Linked DNA regions of Mus musculus: region 1 is linked to region 2. Evidence: chromatin loops called from intact Hi-C (ENCODE). Cell type or tissue: left cerebral cortex. All regions are shown on one strand. Links, peaks and the distances in the headings refer to the core of each region. The heading gives the core; the rest is flanking DNA. Region 1 has its middle 73 kb from the start of 9030204H09Rik. Region 2 overlaps Ttll11 (tubulin tyrosine ligase-like family, member 11).

Region 1 (8,334 bases), core at 45-8,044, 160 kb after region 2:
TCTTTGTCAAATTCACCTGTGGGAACGCAGCTGCAGCACTGTTGGATGCAGGCCAGTTGCTAGTGATAGGAAACTGAGACGTTCGCCTCTGCATGTGCTGCAAATGCCCTTATGAATCATGACGTTAGAAGCTTCATTGAGCCAACTGGCTAAAAAATCCCCACATTCTCAATTGTCTGATTCCCTTCCCCAAGCGTGGAGGCTGTCCCGTGAACCCATGAATAGGCAATGACTTTGCTGACCTTTGAGCCTTTCCACAGCCTGATGTCTGCTGTGGACATAGGTGGTTAGGGAGTGGGGCTGGACAGGCATTTGAAAACCATTCCATGTCTTTCTAGATTATTCTAAAGACTCCCTGTGTTGTGTGAATGAACATGTTCTCAGTGTTTCACAGTTCAAGGGGTTCTTTTAAATTTATTCTCTTGTCTGATCCTCTCAGCTACCCAGTGAAAGATGAGGATTGTCACCAGACTTTCTGACACCTATCCAAAGCCCAGTTAGGCAGACGTGGCAGCCCATGCTGCCAGGAAACTGATCTTCCACCAGAGCATACCTGGGAATTCTAGGGACATAGACCCTCTGACTTATTCCTCTATTACACAGACTGTAAGAACCCCAGGTCCTCGACCACCTAACTGGGCAATACCCCCTCTCCATGTCTTGGGACAATTAGGTAAGACAACAAAAGCATGGAAGTGCAGAAGTATTTATACAAACCATGTGCTGGCGGGATGTTTGCTTGCCTTCACACTTGCTTCTGGGTTCTAGCCACTGTAGCAGGACAGAAGTAAAAGCTTTCTTGAATAATGTCAATCATGATGAATGAAGCCCGAGTGACTGACTCCCTCCCTCCCTCCCTGCTGCCTTTCATTGACACAAACTTGAAACCATTCATTGCCGTTCCTCAAATGTCTGGAGTTGGCCTTCTGACTGGCAGAGGTACTACTCCAAAAAACAGCTTGACCTGTCTGCTTTGTCCCTTGGCTAATGTCCGTTAGTCCCCAGCTCTGTGAGTGAGGATTGGGCTGGCAGTGCTTGGCTGCCCCGCTTTGTCCCTTGACTAACGTCTGTTAGTCCTCAGCTCTGTGAGTGAGGACTGGGCTGGCAGTGCTTGGCACTGGGTGCCCTCTCTTTAAGCTCGGGACTCAGGAGCCCTCATCTCGGAGCTGCGTTCCCAGCAGCGGAGAACTGCCCCAGCTTGAATAGAGAAATTCACCAGTGAGCGATACAGCCTGAAACCTACCTAGCCTCAGTTGATAATGTTGCCACTCTCCCATTTCTTTTGATGAAATTTTCCCACACACTATTTCTCACAAAATAATGCAATGTGTGTTTCTTGTTCTCAGAGACAAAGAAATTGCTGGGAATGGACAGCTTTCCAGTTGCCAGTTCTTATGACCAAATCTTGCTTTGCTTTAACTGGAAAAAACACGTTGCCTCTGTTTATACTTACACACACACACACACACACACACACACACACACACACACATGCACATACACACCTGTGTGCACTTACACACTCATGCATGCATAGTCACACATGTGTTCACACACACACAATGCTTGCACACTCATACATGTGAGAGCACACACACAGGCACATGCATGAAGTGCATACATTCACACATGTGTGAGCACACACATGCACGTGCACACACAAATGTATGAGCACACAAAACACACACACACACACACACACACACACACACACACTGAACACCATTTTCCTCATTGCTGGAATTTCTTTGCTTCTGAGTCTGATCTGGAAAACAGAGAAACAGGCCCTTTGCCTCCCCGTACAGCAAAACCTGCTCACCAAGAGGCTTCTGGGAAATGTTTCTCTCCACAGGAAGCATTTGTGCTGAATCTAACCAGGGCTGTGGTCCCCAGATGTCACGCCTCTCTCAGGCCTCACTTAGGCTACTGAGGTATTTTCCCTATTTCACACCAGAATGGAGAAGCCAGCAGAGACCGTCTCTTCTGGAAGTCTCCTAAGAGTCTGAATTTGCTTGGCCTGTCGGGTGAGTGGCCTGATGGGTGACTCTCACTCCCTGACACTTGTCCCTCTCCCGTGCATCAGAGATCACGTCAAAACGGTCACAACGAGCCTGGCATGAGACTTGGCACCTGGGAACTGTCTTCACAAACGTCTGTAGAGAAAAGGTATGGTGTCCGTATGCTGGAAGCAATGGCTGCCAGGAAACTCATTGGCAGGCCGTGAGCCCTGGCAGGAGAGGCTCCTGGAAGTCTGTGGAGACCTCAAGCCCACCTCCCTCCATCACTCCCACCTCTTAAAAGCCTTTCAGAATTCTTTATTAAATTTTCATGTCGCATGAAAGTCTCTGTTACAGCCTCAGTTGTCTTGGTAACGTCACAAAATACAGTAATAAAATGAGGCTGAGTGTTGCTAACCACGGCTCACTATATAAACAGCTATGGAGTATTGACAATTTCTTTTATGTGGTAATTTTCAACAGCAAACCTGCTGGGTGTGTGTGTTGTGGGGAATGGCAATGTTTGTTCATTTGGGGTCAGTTGGTAAGAAAAGGGCACCTTTAATTTTTTTCTCACCTTATGGTTGATATTTACTTGAGAGATAGTGACTCTAGGGACCCATGAAATCCTGAGGGAGCCAGAGAGAGAATTTAGGAAATCCTCCAAACCTGCCTGAAGAACCGTCTCTCTTAGCAGAGAGGGCCCTGTTAGAAGTTGACCCCACCTTTCAGAGACTCTAGGAGGGATGCCTGTCCCGAGAGGTTTGCTCTCTGTGCTCCTTCTATGTGAAGTCACCTATGTAGCTCCTCCCCAGAGCCTGAAGTGCTGAGAAAACAGCAAAGAGGTCATCATGAACCCCGCTGGCCAGCATATCTGGTGGTCACGACTCTAGAGAACACAGCCCCCCCCCTCTGCCCCACAGCCTCCTCCCAGCACCTCCTCCCCCCCCCCCCGCCCGCAGCCTCCTCCCCCATCTCCCCCCCCGCCCGGGTGCAGCATATGTTCACTCTGAATATCTCCCAGACTGTGGCCCACCCGGTGGGAAGTGGGAAGCAGATGGCCTGGAGTTAAAAATAAAGTGAGACCCCCAGCTCCCTGGAAATCTCCACCCCCAGTGGCTTCAGAGAAACATTTGGGTTTTTTTGCACAGCCCTCTGCCACTTAGGGAAGAAAGCCCCTTAGGCAGGCAGTGCCCACTGACAACTCCCTGGTCCTTTGGTTGCTATTTCACAGAACAGTCACACGCCTTGTCCTCAAATGCTGGGACAGCCTTCTTGGCCCAGGCTTTGGTGTCACAGGCCTCGGCTCTTTAGGGATGAGAGAGCTGTCACTCCACGTCTTCTAGAGAGACCCAGGTTTGCCTACCAGGAGTCCCTCAGCCTAGTAGAGAAGAAGGCAGCACACCTGCAGGCATGGCTTCCTGGGTCCTCTGCACCAGGGTGCAGCTTTGAGGCTTGGAATTGAGACTCTTTTCACCCGGCAGCCTTCCCCCAGCACCCTGGGCATTTGATGAGAATCCCTGGGGATTGGGGTCCACATTTGCCTTTAATCCTAGCCGATCCAACATCACCCCCCCCAATCATGTAAGGGGTCCGCTGTAAAAAAAAAAAAAACAAAAGACAAAAATAAATTATTCTTTTACAAACGAGGGAGCCCAAAGGGGGATCTTCTTGCTCTGCTTTGTAAGGTGGGAGTGTGAGGTAAGCCTCTTCATGAAGAAGCTCTTAGCCCATCACTTTAGCAAGTATGCCCCGTGGAGTCAGCCCAGGAAACTCCAGGGTGCCACTTTCAAAACTGGACTCGGTGGCAGCGATGTCACCGTCATTGTGCTCTGCTTCTGCAGACACACCAGCAGCACGAGCCTCCCATGCTTCCATCACCTCTGCCGCTCTTACCTGTGAGCCTGTGAACTCCAGGCTTTTATAGCGCTGGGGTCCCGGGAGAAGTACCCATCCAAGTTCACTGCCAGCCTCTGGAATCCAGCCATGACCTATACCTCTAGCTCCACCACTGTGAGTCCTGGAGCGCTAGCCTCTTGCAGGCTAAGGTGTACGGTTATCAAAATTGGTCCATGCCACATCCCAGGGAAGAAGCTTGGTTCCAGATGGGAAGGGATGACTGAATCCATTTAGCTCACCGTAGCAAAATACCATAAGCTGAAGAACAGGAATTTTATTCCTTACTGTTCTAGGATTCCGAGCTCAGGATGCCAGCATAGTCAAGTTCTGATGCGGGCCCTTGAGGCTGCAGCCTGCCCTCTTCCTTCTCATTGAACTTTTCTCTGGCAGGAAGAGCATGGGAGAGCAGTCTAGGGTCCTTTCAGAAACGTTCCAGTCTTGTCTCTGATCTAATCACTTCCCAAATGCCCACCTCCTCATATGGTCACAGCTGGAGTGAGGAGTTGGACAGGTGAGTTTCGGAGGGATAGGACGACAATATTCAGTCCATGGAAATAGGCTTCTCTCTCCCCCGGAAGAGCGGTTCTTGGGGACTCTTGAAGCCTCAGGCTGTGTCTGCCACCCTAATCGTCTTGGAAGCAGTAACGATTTGCTGTCTGAGCAGCAACTCAGTCAGCATTGCCGTGGACCTGCCCTGAGCCATTTTCAGAGTCGTCAGCTTCTGGCCACAGTTGGACACAGGGTCTGTCCATGACTGTGTTGGGGCAAAGCAGGCCACAGATTGACAGGTCAGAAATAGTCACTTACTTGAAGTTTCATGTGTTAGCTTGAAAAGCCCTGTCAATTTTGCATTCTGTACAGCACCCTGTCCATACTTTCGCCAGCCTAGGTAGAATAGAAGTAAGCAAGACTGCAGGCTGCAGCAGCTTCCCTAGGAGGCTCAGTTCATGCTCACATAGTCGCACCTAGTAGGCCAGGTAGCAGTCCAGGGTGACTCTAGCTGCTTCCAACCTGGGCTCTGCTTCCCTCTCCAGAGAGGCAGGAGGTCAACTGGGTTACTGTTCTGGCCAAAGCCAGCTCTGTCTCTGCCCCACATGCCTTGGCCATCACCTTGTCATATGGCCCTGATCCCATGGCTGCTATGATGGGAAATGCACTTGCCTGTACACTCGAGAGAGTAATGTGGGCCCACAATCACTTTCTACAAGCTCAGTTAGGGTACCCATGCACACTAACCTATGAACCACACCTGCACAAAACCTTTGCCACAGCCCACCCCACTGCAACATGGCCACGTGTTCTTACTGCCCCGGGTGTGGCATATGCCCACCCACACCAACATATGCACACCTGTCTCAGCCAGACAGTCGTCCCTGAAATCCAAAGCTGATTGATTCCAAGGTCCCGGAAGATACCAAACTCTGAGGATGTTCAAGTCGATTATGTAAAGTGGGTATTGACGAGATGTAACTCATCTTTCCATATACTTTAAATCCCCTCTAGACTTCGAGGCTTTAATTCAGTGAAAGTGCTGGAGAAAGAGTTGTTAACTGTTGTAGGGGGAGTAACGACCAGGAGAGACTCATCCCTTCTCAATAGTTACACTCATTCAGGAATATGCTGGAGTATTTGTTGGTTGAACCTTCGTGGGAGTGAATGACTGGCTGTACTCACAACTTCAACCCAGTGTACATTTGGGGAAACTGAGGTACAAAGCTGAGACGACATAACTTGCCCGTGGTAGCCGTGTGTTAATGCCAGAGCTGGTCTCAGAGATGGACCTCCAGTCACATAATTGACTCAATAGATTAAGAACCTGGCTGCCAAACCAGATGACCTGTCCTCTGACTGCCCCATGTGTACCATGCTATACCCCCACATACGAATGAATGAAAGAAAGAAAGAATGAATGAATGAATGAATGAATGGACAACTGAATGAATGGGTTGTTTTAAGTGGTGAAGCTCCGGCACTATCAGAGCAGTGTGAGGGTCCGGCGAAGTCCCTCCATAGCAGCATGTCAGAGTTTCCAGAAGCCCTCAGCTCCCTGAAGCCATCTCAGGAACATCACAGTCCCTGCAGCCTGCAGGTCTCCCTGTGCTGAGTTTTACCTCATATGGAGCTCTTGAAGTCAGCCATGGGGCTTAGCCTTCAGAAATGGCTGGGCTTGTCTGCAAAGTGAACACCAAGGGGAATCTACAACCTAGGGTTCCGGCAATCTGGCTAGCCCTGTTTCTAACCCGATGTGCCTGGCTGTGACAGGAAACGTAAGAATGTCCGATAACCAGGTTCATTGTCGGCTGCAGCCACCCAGACATCAGGGGACTGCAATGGCATTGTTCCCATTTTACAGCTGAGCAGATGGAGCCACTGTCCCCTACTACTGGCCATGCAGCCATCAGAGAAGGTTTGACTGCAGAGGGTACAGAGTTCCTTGTGACAATAGACAGACGAAAGCCACTGCTCTTGTTACTGCAGGTCAACGAGTCCCTAGCTCCAAGCAGAGAGGACTAAGACACCCACCGACTTGGTCCCCAAGCATGGCCCCTGGCCCTGCAAACAGTGGACTCTATCCACACAGTGTAGGCTCCCAACTGCTGTCCCTGTGTGCTAGTCTGTCCACGTCTCTCTGTGTTCACACGAGGCCTGGGAAGTGTCCCCTTAGCTGAGGAGAAGGACAAAGTTCTTGTTCTTCCTAGAGAAGTCTTAGGGCCTGCAAAATGTTCAGTGGATGGGGGCGATTGCAACTTGTAAAAACTCAGTATTTATACATTAGCACCACTGAGGAATGTCAGGGCAAGAACTCAAGCAAGAGCCTGGGAATAGGAGCTGACACAGAGACCATGAAGAGGTGCTGCTCACTGGCTTGCTCCCCCTTGGTTTGCTCAGCCTGCTTTCTAATACGGCCCAGGACCACCAGCCCATGGGTGGCCCCATCCACAATGAGTTGGGCCTTTTCCCGATCTGTCATTACTCCAGAAAATGCTCTGTAGGCAAATCTGATGGAGTCATTTTCTCAGTTGAGTTTTCTCTTCCCACATCTAGCTGTGTCAAGTTGACAAAAAGACGACATGATACATGGAGCTAAAACAAAGTACAGTGTAAAGGCAGAGAGTGACAAGGAGTGTCCCCATCCCCCCTCATTACTGTTGGCAGGTTTCCGTGTCTTTTTAGGCAGCCTGTGTACATTTAAGAACTCTTAGGCATGTATGTGGCATGTATGTGTGTGTGGGGGGTGTGTATGTACATGCAGGGTGTATGTGTGCATACATATATGTGTGTTTTTATATGTATGTGTGCACGTGTGTCTGTGTGTATGGTGTATGGTGTTTGTGTCCATTCTTCTGTTTTGTACACACCAACTTGTTCTCTGCTTTTTCAACCCAACACTTTTTGGTACATACACAACACTGTATCATGGTACACACCTGGAAGTGGGTCTTAGCTTTTTAGCAATTATAGAATCCAGTACATGATATATTGTAATTACATAGTATATGGCTCCTTTCTTCATTGGTTCTTAATCAATATATCTTCATCTTGCCAGGTCTGTCACTAAGTGTCACAGGGACAGCTGTCACAAACACACTCACTTTATGTACAAGAATCACGTGTCCTGAAGGGAGAATTACCAGGCCAAATGGTACACGCATTTTAAAATTACACCAATGTGGTTTTGTTGATCTTCAAAAGGGTTAGGCACTTTTTCAGCCCCATTAAACCTGTGCGAAAGCGCCAGGCTGGCATGTACTGTCGGGACGCAACTGTTAGTCCATTGGCGGGTAGGAAACACAGTACCATCTCATTACAGATTTAATTTTCACTTCGAGACTCTTCTCTGTGTGGAGAGCCATCAGCAATTCATGTTCTGTCAGCTGCCCGCCCCGGCCCCCACCCCCACACCCTCATCTTGGCTTGCTGGTCCAACACGCTTGCTCTTGATTTGTAACACTATTTGCCGATGAAAAGAATTGGCCTTTGCTCATAGCTCTGCAAAATCCCTCTTCTACATGAGCTGTCTTCTCCAAGCCAGACAACTCTGAGTGCCTCAGCCTTCCCACAGTGCCTTGTCTATACTGCGGAGCCCACCACTTTGCTCCCTGGGAAGATGTAAGCCACAGGCCATCAGCACATGCAGTCACTAAGACAAGCCCCCATAGGCATCAATGGAGAATAGGGAAGAACCTAAGAACCCCCCCACACCGGAAGCCATGAACAGCCTTGCTGAGTGCTCAGAACCCCCACCCCAGCCCAGCCCACACTTTGTGCCATTCCACGACCCCCTTCCCTGTTCCAGTGCTAGCTCCAGTCAGCTCCTAACCCCCCTCTCTGCTATGGTTCTGGAGAACATGCAAAGCCCCCAAGTTAAAAACCAACAGATGTGCAAGGCTGACCCTGCTCCCTGGGCGGATCCCTCCTGCCCTGTGGCTCCTGAAGG
Region 2 (8,334 bases), core at 72-8,071:
CTTGGCTCTAGCTTCTCTGAGCAGTTTGTGTGGTGCTGTGCCTGCTTCCCAGGTAAAACCCAAAGCATCTTCTAAAGAAAAGGCCAGCCCAGCTGGAGCACCCGTTCCACCTGCTGTCTGGACAACTGTCGGCTCCGAGTGCCTTACCAGGCCCGTTTCTTTGTTTCCTGTGGAATGGTAACGTGAAACCCACAGATTACTAGGCATAGCTCAGAAGTATTTGCTGTCACTCACCAGATGTTGCATGTTGTTCGGAATGAGACGGCTGCTCCCAAAAAACATTGAGAGCCCCCACTTCATTCTGGTAGAGAGAAATTTAGGGCAGGACTCTGAAGATTTTGTGTTTTAATTCCCTGTCTGCTGCTAGTTATATGCAGCCTTGGGCAAGTCTCTGGGCCTCTCGGTCTTGGTTTCTCTGTTTATGAAGGACATGCATGTGCACAAATACACACAGGTGCAGTGACATTTCCTTCCTGTACCTTAAAGGGCTGAGTGTGGAGAGACAGTAGATGCAGGGAAGCAGCATGGTGGGAAGCGAAAGATCCGCTTGGAGAATTGAATGCCAGGCCAGCACACCCATAAGTGGGTGTGCATGCTGGGTAGGAATTCTGCAAGTGAAGAGGGGCAGAGGGGCCAGTGGAGGCCTCAGGCAAACACACATGAAGGCAAGAAAGAGGGACAGGGCAAGGATGGAGACAGGCTGCTGGGGTGGGTGAATCAGGGCTGTCACCAAGGAGGACATCTCCCTGAAGGCTGTATCACACATGGGTGACCAGCAACAGATGCAAGGGAATACTTAGCACTATTTCTTTTAAACCAATAGTCTGTGATAAAGCTGCAGGGTGTTGTTTGGGTTTTTTGTCTTCTTCTTCTTTTTTTTTTTTTTTTCAATTTAAAAATTACAATTTAGCTTTTCTTAACTGGGATCCTTTCAGAGCCAGTTACAGTGGCAGGCGCCCTCCTTTCCACATGGTCCATGGCTCTCATTAAGTCAGAGCTGAAGGTGTCAGGACCTATCCCCACCCCCACTCTCACCCCCCTCCACGAGCTATCCTGCATCCCAGCTTAAAATCCAGGTGGCAAGAGCTGGTGGTCAGTTCAGGGTGACTCAGCGGAAGGACTCCTTCCCCCCACCCCCTGCCTTAGCTCTTTGCCCTGTTCCCTCAGTCTGTACCTGGCATAGCACCCCTCTGTGAATACTGAGGCCCTAAAACCTGCGACCTTCCGTCCCCCACCTCCTTATATCCATCTAGTTACTAGTACGTTCCTAGCAACCTAGTTCTCTGTGTCGCTACTCTGCCTCCGCGCAGCTATCGATGCCCCTGTTCCAGGCCATCAGGACTCTTGTGGCCATGACACTGTCTTTTGTCAGTCTCAGCCTCCCATGTGGCAGTCTCCAGATGAAGATCATCAGTTGCCTGCAGGTCAAGTTCTGATAGGACATGCCTCTGCGGCAGGCGTCATCACCTGCTGACTTTGCAATAAGTATGTCTTCTATAGGCATGAGAGAGTATTTGAACACTTGGTCTCCAGTTGGTGGCAGTGTTGGGGAGGTTCAGGAGGTACAGCCTTGTTGGGGGAGGTATATCTCTAGAGGTAGGTTTGGAGAGTGTAAAGAAGCCATTTCTAGTGTGTGCTCTCTGCTTCCTGTCTGTCACTCAAGATGTGAGCTGTCAGCTTGTTCTTCAGCCATCACTCTCTTCCATAAGTCGCCTTGGTCATGGCGTTTAGCACAGCAACAGAAAAGTAACAAAGACATGAAGTGACAGTAAGCACTTCCCAGCTGTTTCCTTTTTGTCCCAATATCTGGATCATCTCCTCCCCTGCTCCTGCTAAATCTCCCTTCCTCTTAGCTCCCTAACAGGACGTTGGAAGTCATCGGCCCACGAGGCCCTGGTTTCTTCTCACTGCGATGAGATGCTTGATCTAAATAACGGAAAGGAGGAGGAAGGACCTGGTGAGGTTTAGGTACACAGCTGTGTATTTTGCCTCCAGAATGTTGCTCAAGCATTTCCTCTCTGTCCTTGGACATCTGCCTCCTCCAGGACATTTTCTATCTCGCAGCTGAAGGATCTTCCTGTAATCATACACATCAATTAGTTTCTTCCTTCTCGAAAGCACAAAGTTGCCACCTTTGCAGAGTATCATCATCCTGACTCCCCAAAGGGATATTCATCAAGATTCTTTCCAATCAGGCTTGCTTCTCATACTCGGGCATGAGCTTTTCCCTTTGGACATGGATTCTAGAATCTGACTGCCTGGATTCAAACCCTGGCTTCACACCCTATTGGCTGTGTTACTTTTGGAAGGTTAATAGACATCTCTGGCCCTCTATTTTCTGGTCTATAAAATAAGATGGTTGTGAGGATTAAATGAGATGCAGTGTGCAGAACAGGGCCTGAACCATAGTGTCTTGAGTGGCTCCTATTTAGCTCGTGAGTGGGAGTCTTGTGTGACCCCCATGAGTGTGAGTCTTGTGTGATATCTTGAGTGGGAGTCTGTGTGATCATAAGTGGAAGTCTTGTATGATCTCATGAGTGGGAGTCTTGTGTAGCCTCATAAGTGTGAATCTTGTGTGATCTCCCGAGTGGGACTCTTGTGTGATATCATGAGTGGGAGTCTTGTGTGATCTCTTGAGTGGGAGTCTTGTGTGATCTCTTGAATGGGAGTCTTGTGTGACCTCATGAGTGGGAGTCTTGTGTGATCTCTTGAGTGGGAGTCTTGTGTGATCTCATGAGTGGAGGCTTATGTCTATTCCTGACATTAGTGGTCATTCTCTTGCTGTTCTCCACCATTGGCAGTCTCCTGAATGTCTTCTGTTCTCTCCTGCTTTGCCATCTACTCAAGTTGTTCTTTGCAACCACCCTCATCACCTCCCACTTTGCCTCTCAGATGGCCCGTGTTGCCCTTCTTGTTTGGCCTGGGTCACCTACATGACAGCAGCTTCAGTCTTAGCTGGCCTCAGGAATTGTTGTGTACATCAAGAGTTGGAATTTCCCTTGAGTCTCAGACCTCACAGCTGTTGGACTGGTCCCTTGTGTCCTGCCCAGTACACACTTTGTCTATCAGAGTCTTGTTTGTCCTGAAGATCCACAGCCCGTTCCCATGACACCAATGGCCTGCATTGTTAGAATGAAACGTAGGTCTTCCAATGTGACAAAACATGGCTCTAACTATCTTTGACATCTCTGGTGTCATCATAATTCAGAACTTGTCCCCATGCTTTCCCCTTGTTGCTAATAACGCTCTGTGGCTTTCTAGTCTGGCTGCTGAACTTCCTCCCTCCAGGTGCTCTGCCTTGCTTCTCACACAGGCCTTGCCTGCTTGATGCAAACTCGTCATAAATCTCCCGTGCAAATCCCTGAGCTCACAGGTCACCCTGTGTGCTGATGGTAACGCACAGCATGATCTCTCTGGTGGTTCCATGAATGTTTGTGATACAGCCTCCAATAGAGAATCCCCTGCTTAGCACTAGTTAGCTGGTTGAGCCCCAGGACCTTCTAGTAAACCCTCAATTTTATAGGTGAACATGGCAGAGCACAGAAGAAAGTCCAGTGACCTTCCATGGTCACATGACAGGCAGAAATATCCTAGCAACACTGGAGCCAAAATCCAGATTTTTCTGGTTTACACTTCTTTCAACTCAGCGAAGGCTAATTGGTGCAAACACACATAACAAAAGTTTACCAGCTTTGCCTATTTTTTCTTTTGTGTGGCAGGGAGGGTACACGTATGTTTTCACATAGATGTACGCACACGTATGTGTGTACACATGGAGACCAGAGACTGCTGTCAAGAATCTCTGAGCTAGTCCTTGGTGTTAGCTTTCCAGACTACCTGGAGTTCATCGCTTCCGCTATGCTGGCCAATCAGAGAGCTGCTGGGATCTGCCTGTCACAGTGCTGCCCACCCCACCCCGATTCTGGCATTATAGGCACATGCCACATGCCCAGCTTTTTATCTGGTTGCTGGGGCTAGAACCTAGGCCCACATGCTTGGGTGCAGGGACTCTATCAGCTTCATAATTTTTGGAGGGTAAAGTTCAGTGGTACAAATATTGCCCAATCCAACTGTAGAATTTTTAAAACCTTAAGTAACTGAAATTCTGTCCTTATTAAATTGCTAACTCTACTAACCACCCCACCCCACCCCCAACCCCAACCCCTTCTATTTCTGTATTCTTGCCACTTCAAATTCTTAAGAATTTGACTTCTTGGGGACCTTGCACAGTGGGATCCTAAAGTCCTTTTGGTTTTGTGTTTGGCTTGTTTCTCTGCACAGAGTGCTCAAGGTTTTGGTCTTATCATTCCCTTCCGTTTTCAGGCTAATAATATCCCACTTAAGTAATGTTGGAAAGCCAGGCTTTCTCAGACGCCTTTCCAGAATACCACTAGGGGGCAGTAAAGGTGCAGAAAATTTTCAATAAGCCTCCTGAGTGCCAGGCAAGCCAGCCGGCATCCCCTATGTATCTCTTTCAGCCATCCGAGTATACAGTTACAAGATAATGGATTTCACATCCGACAGCAGAGTTGGATAAACCAAAGATACCATCAGCTGTAGTTTAAGAGCCGTCTTCCTCACATTCCGGCCAACACTAAGGCATAGAACTTCATTTCAGACAGTGGCTTCAGATGCTATTTTGGCTTAATTAATTCACTTTAGTCCGGTGGTTCTCAGTGCACACGACAGAATCACATATTCAGGCTTCAGCCAGAATCGTCAGAGTTTCAGTGGAAGGTGAGGGTGAGGTTGGGCCCAGAGACAGAAGCTATATTTAGCTTCAGTCGTTGAGTGGAAAGATGTCTGTTAAGCAAAACCAGAAAGGTTCAGAAGATAGGAATTCTGTTTTTTTTTTTTTTTTTTTTTTGGCTAAAGTAATGGCTGAGGGGACTGGAAATATAGCAACCTCATTTCCTAGACCCAGCACTTGTATGTGCATATGTGTGGAGGTCAGAGGTCAGAGGTCAAATGTCAAAGCCAACGGTCCTTCTCAATTGCTCTTTACCCGTTTTAAGACAAGGTCTCTCATTGTGCCTGGAGCCCAGTGGGCAGCCAGCCCTGGGTTCCTCCTGTCTCTGCCTCCCTAGATCTGGAATCACAGTGTTACACCACCATGTCTAGCTTTCTTATGTGGGTGCTGGGGGTCACACTTAGGTCCTGCCTGCAGAGCAGTTAGTGAGCCAGGCTGTGGCACTTTTGAACACATTAGGAACCCAGACTGAAGATTTGGGGTTGGGGTATCCCAGACAGCTCAGGATTCAAAGACACAGTTCCAAGACAGCCATGTTCAGGGTGAGGTCAGAGCCCAGATATTAGTAATGGCTGAGATATTAAAGTCTTTGGCTGATTAGTAGTGGCGCACGCCTTTAATTCCAGCACTTGGGAGGCAGAAGCAGGCGGGATTTCTGAGTTCAAGGCCAGCCTGATCTACACAGAGAAACTCTCTCTTGAAACAAAACAAAACAAAACAAATCAAAACAAAACAAAACAAAAAGTCTTTGCTATAGGAATCAGAAAAACGGGTCTTTCATTTTATCTTATCAAAAATAAAATTGTCACAGGGAACCTGAGGTGGGATCAAAGACCTAGGCTCTCACCCCACCTGCCTCGCTAGCCAATCATGGGACCCCAGGCGGGCCCCGCCCCTTCCCTCAGCCTCAGCCTCCCCTCTGCATTATGAGCAGATGGGATGATGTCGGTCTCCGAGGATCCTTTTGGTTCAGAAAATTCAACGATTCTCTTAGAATTAATAATCTTGATTTGTAATGACTCTGGCACAGAGAGGAAGAAATATTTAACACTGTAATGAATGACAGAGACTATTGACCATGTAGTTTAATTTATTTAAGGCACATACCCTGAATTCAAAGGAGAAAATATCACTCTGATAATATATTGAACTGTTAGTATCATCGGCCTAGCAAAAGCTTTCTAGAGGGAAAAATTACCCACCAGTGCAAACTTGACATTTTTCACTTGCTGATCCACGGCTGTCGTTCGTCCATAGCAGCCATGTTTGCTGTAAAGGCTGTGCGTGTGGATGCTTCGGATGAATATTAAATAATGACATAAGCGTCAAGGTCACTGTTGCAGGAAAGGCTGTGAGGAGGTTGGGCCTGAGAGGGAGCCCGCATTGATCTCTTGTGAAGTTCTGTTCTGGAATCCTGCTGACGTGGAGGACACAATTGATGGGAGCCATTATCAAGGCTGTAAGTGTCCCTCCATTGTTAAGGATCTTTTACAAGACCCAGGAATCGGCAAAAGCTTCAGCTAGAAATATAGGCCAGTCAAAGAGATAAGTGCATTCTAGAGAGTGGGTGGCCTGGGTCAGGCTTGCACAGCGAAGGCAAAGGCTGACGGGAGGCCAGCGCCAGACCATCATCGACTTCTCCTGCAAGTCGGGCACTGCTCCTGGGGATGGCTCAGAAGAGAGCTTCCATGCCAGGAGCTACAGAGAGCAAGGTGTCTGTCTTCACATGTCTTCTCTGAGCATTTCAGCCCACCTTCTTCCATAGCTTCCCAAAGCACCCCAACAAAGATGTCTGGATGGCTCAGGCCTTCTGAGTTTGTAAAGTATAGAAATGTATGTCTTTCAGCTCCAGAGGCTAAGAAGTCCAGTATCAAGATGCTGATAGCTGGTGAGGGGCCTTCTATGGGACAAGACACATCCAATGTGCTAGCCAGCACACAGGAGGGCTGGTCTCTCCCTTTCTTATGAAACTACCAGTGCTGTCATATCGCTCTATGCTTAGGCTTCTTCAACTTTACCTGCCAAGTTTCTACATTAAGATACCATCAACATGTGCATATTAGAGGTTAAGTTTCCAACATGTGAGCTTCAGGGGGAATACCTTGAAGCCATAGCCTGGAGGAATCAGGTACCCATAAATTATACACAACCACAGGTCCAGATCTGGGCTGGCCAAGTGCCTAGATGGTCTTGGGCATGTCCTGCTAGCCCAGATCTGGGAAAGAGCAGCTGCTGCAGATGACAGAACCTAGTTCCTGAAAGGTCCAGACAGGTAGAGGGATTGGCCAAGTCTGTGAGATACACATAATAAAGCAGAAAGCCTGTTTCTCGTGTGCTAGCTCAGGGTTTGTTACTGTGCCTGGTCCTTTGTACATCTCGGCTGGTCACTTCTTTGTATTGTTCCATTGAGGGTTGAAAAGAATATGGAGGAAGGCACAGGGCTCTAGGGTAATCAATCCAGGATTTAGCCTCAACGCTGCTGCCTCCCCCAGTTAAACTCACAAGTTTATTTTCTCTTTGAGTCCTTAGCCTGCTCAGGTGGTCGGATGTTTGCCTAGCATGCACAGAGCCCAGCACCACACAAGCCAGCTGTGATACTTGCTTATCTGTAATCCTAGCACTTGGGAGGTGAAGATGGTTGGGTGACAAGTTCAAGGTTCAAGGCCAGGCTGGACAAGATGCTCTGTCTCAAAACAAACAAGATCCAGAAAGGGGGGAAAAGCCCTTAATTCTATTTGACAAGTATTGAAGGTAGAGAGAAATAATTTGCTCTGTAAATGACACCACCAGAGCTTGAATCCAGGCAGGCTGACTCTTTCCTCTCATATGTAACAATGGCTGCATCCCTCCATAACAACCGTGTTTTCTGGGAGGGTTTGATGAGGTGACTAGTGTAAAAGAGCCCAGTGCAATGCCTGGCATGTCACAGGTAATCACAAATTGTATTAAGCTGTTGCCGTTGTTATAGTTACATGACTTGTTAAGAATACAACTAAGAACTGGTGAAGTGACTTGAACTCAGGTCAACTTTTCTAATCCACTTTCCACCTCACTCTTGAATACAAGACTGAGGACAAGTCTCATGTCACTGGACCCCCAGGCAGTGTCATCTCTGTGGAAGGGGGATCTCTGCCACATCCCTAACAGTCCGGTGTTTTCCCTCCCTTCCAGGTCCAAACGGTGAAAGAAGGTGACCCCTCCTGGAAGCCCACTTTTATTGTGAAACCGGATAGTGGTTGTCAGGGTGATGGAATCTACCTCATTAAGGATCCCTGTGATGGTCGCCTGACTGGGACCCTCCATAACAGGCCGGCAGTGGTCCAGGAGTACATCCGCAAGCCCCTCCTCATCGACAAACTCAAGTTCGACATCCGTCTGTATGTCTTGCTGAAGTCCTTGGATCCCTTAGAGATTTATATTGCCAAAGATGGACTCTCTAGGTTTTGTACAGAGCCATATCAAGAACCTAACCCCCAGAATCTGCACCATGTCTTTATGCACCTGACCAACTACTCCCTGAATATCCACAGCGGCAAGTTTGTCCACTCTGACAGCGCCAGCACGGGCAGCAAGAGGACTTTCTC

Evidence for each region. Hi-C counts contacts between places; a loop is a spot of excess contacts. Peaks named below come from ENCODE experiments on the same cell type or tissue, not always from the same donor. Only the 100,000 strongest peaks of a DNase experiment are listed, where the experiment ranks them.
Region 1: it touches region 2 in a loop (2.0-fold over the local background); 15 of 42 quality-filtered maps call a loop at or near these places.

The regions. Positions count from the first base shown.
Region 1 is chr2:35,741,636-35,749,969 of GRCm38, reverse strand. No RefSeq gene overlaps it. Among named protein-coding and RNA genes, the nearest start is that of 9030204H09Rik, 73 kb to the left of the region's middle. In left cerebral cortex, for the core only: no CTCF peak of the experiment used is centred there; DNase peaks (open chromatin) are centred at 2,056, 2,103, 2,748 and 3,094; H3K27ac peaks cover 674 bases.
Region 2 is chr2:35,902,733-35,911,066 of GRCm38, reverse strand. Ttll11 (tubulin tyrosine ligase-like family, member 11) reads left to right here. Exons shown (of 10, transcript NM_029774.3): 4 at 7,922-8,334. It overlaps Gm35396 (predicted gene, 35396), which reads right to left. Exons shown (of 4, transcript NR_168304.1): 3 at 1-167. Among named protein-coding and RNA genes, the nearest start is that of Gm35396, 23 kb to the right of the region's middle. In left cerebral cortex, for the core only: a CTCF peak has its summit at 4,385 (motif pointing right); DNase peaks (open chromatin) are centred at 2,669 and 4,423.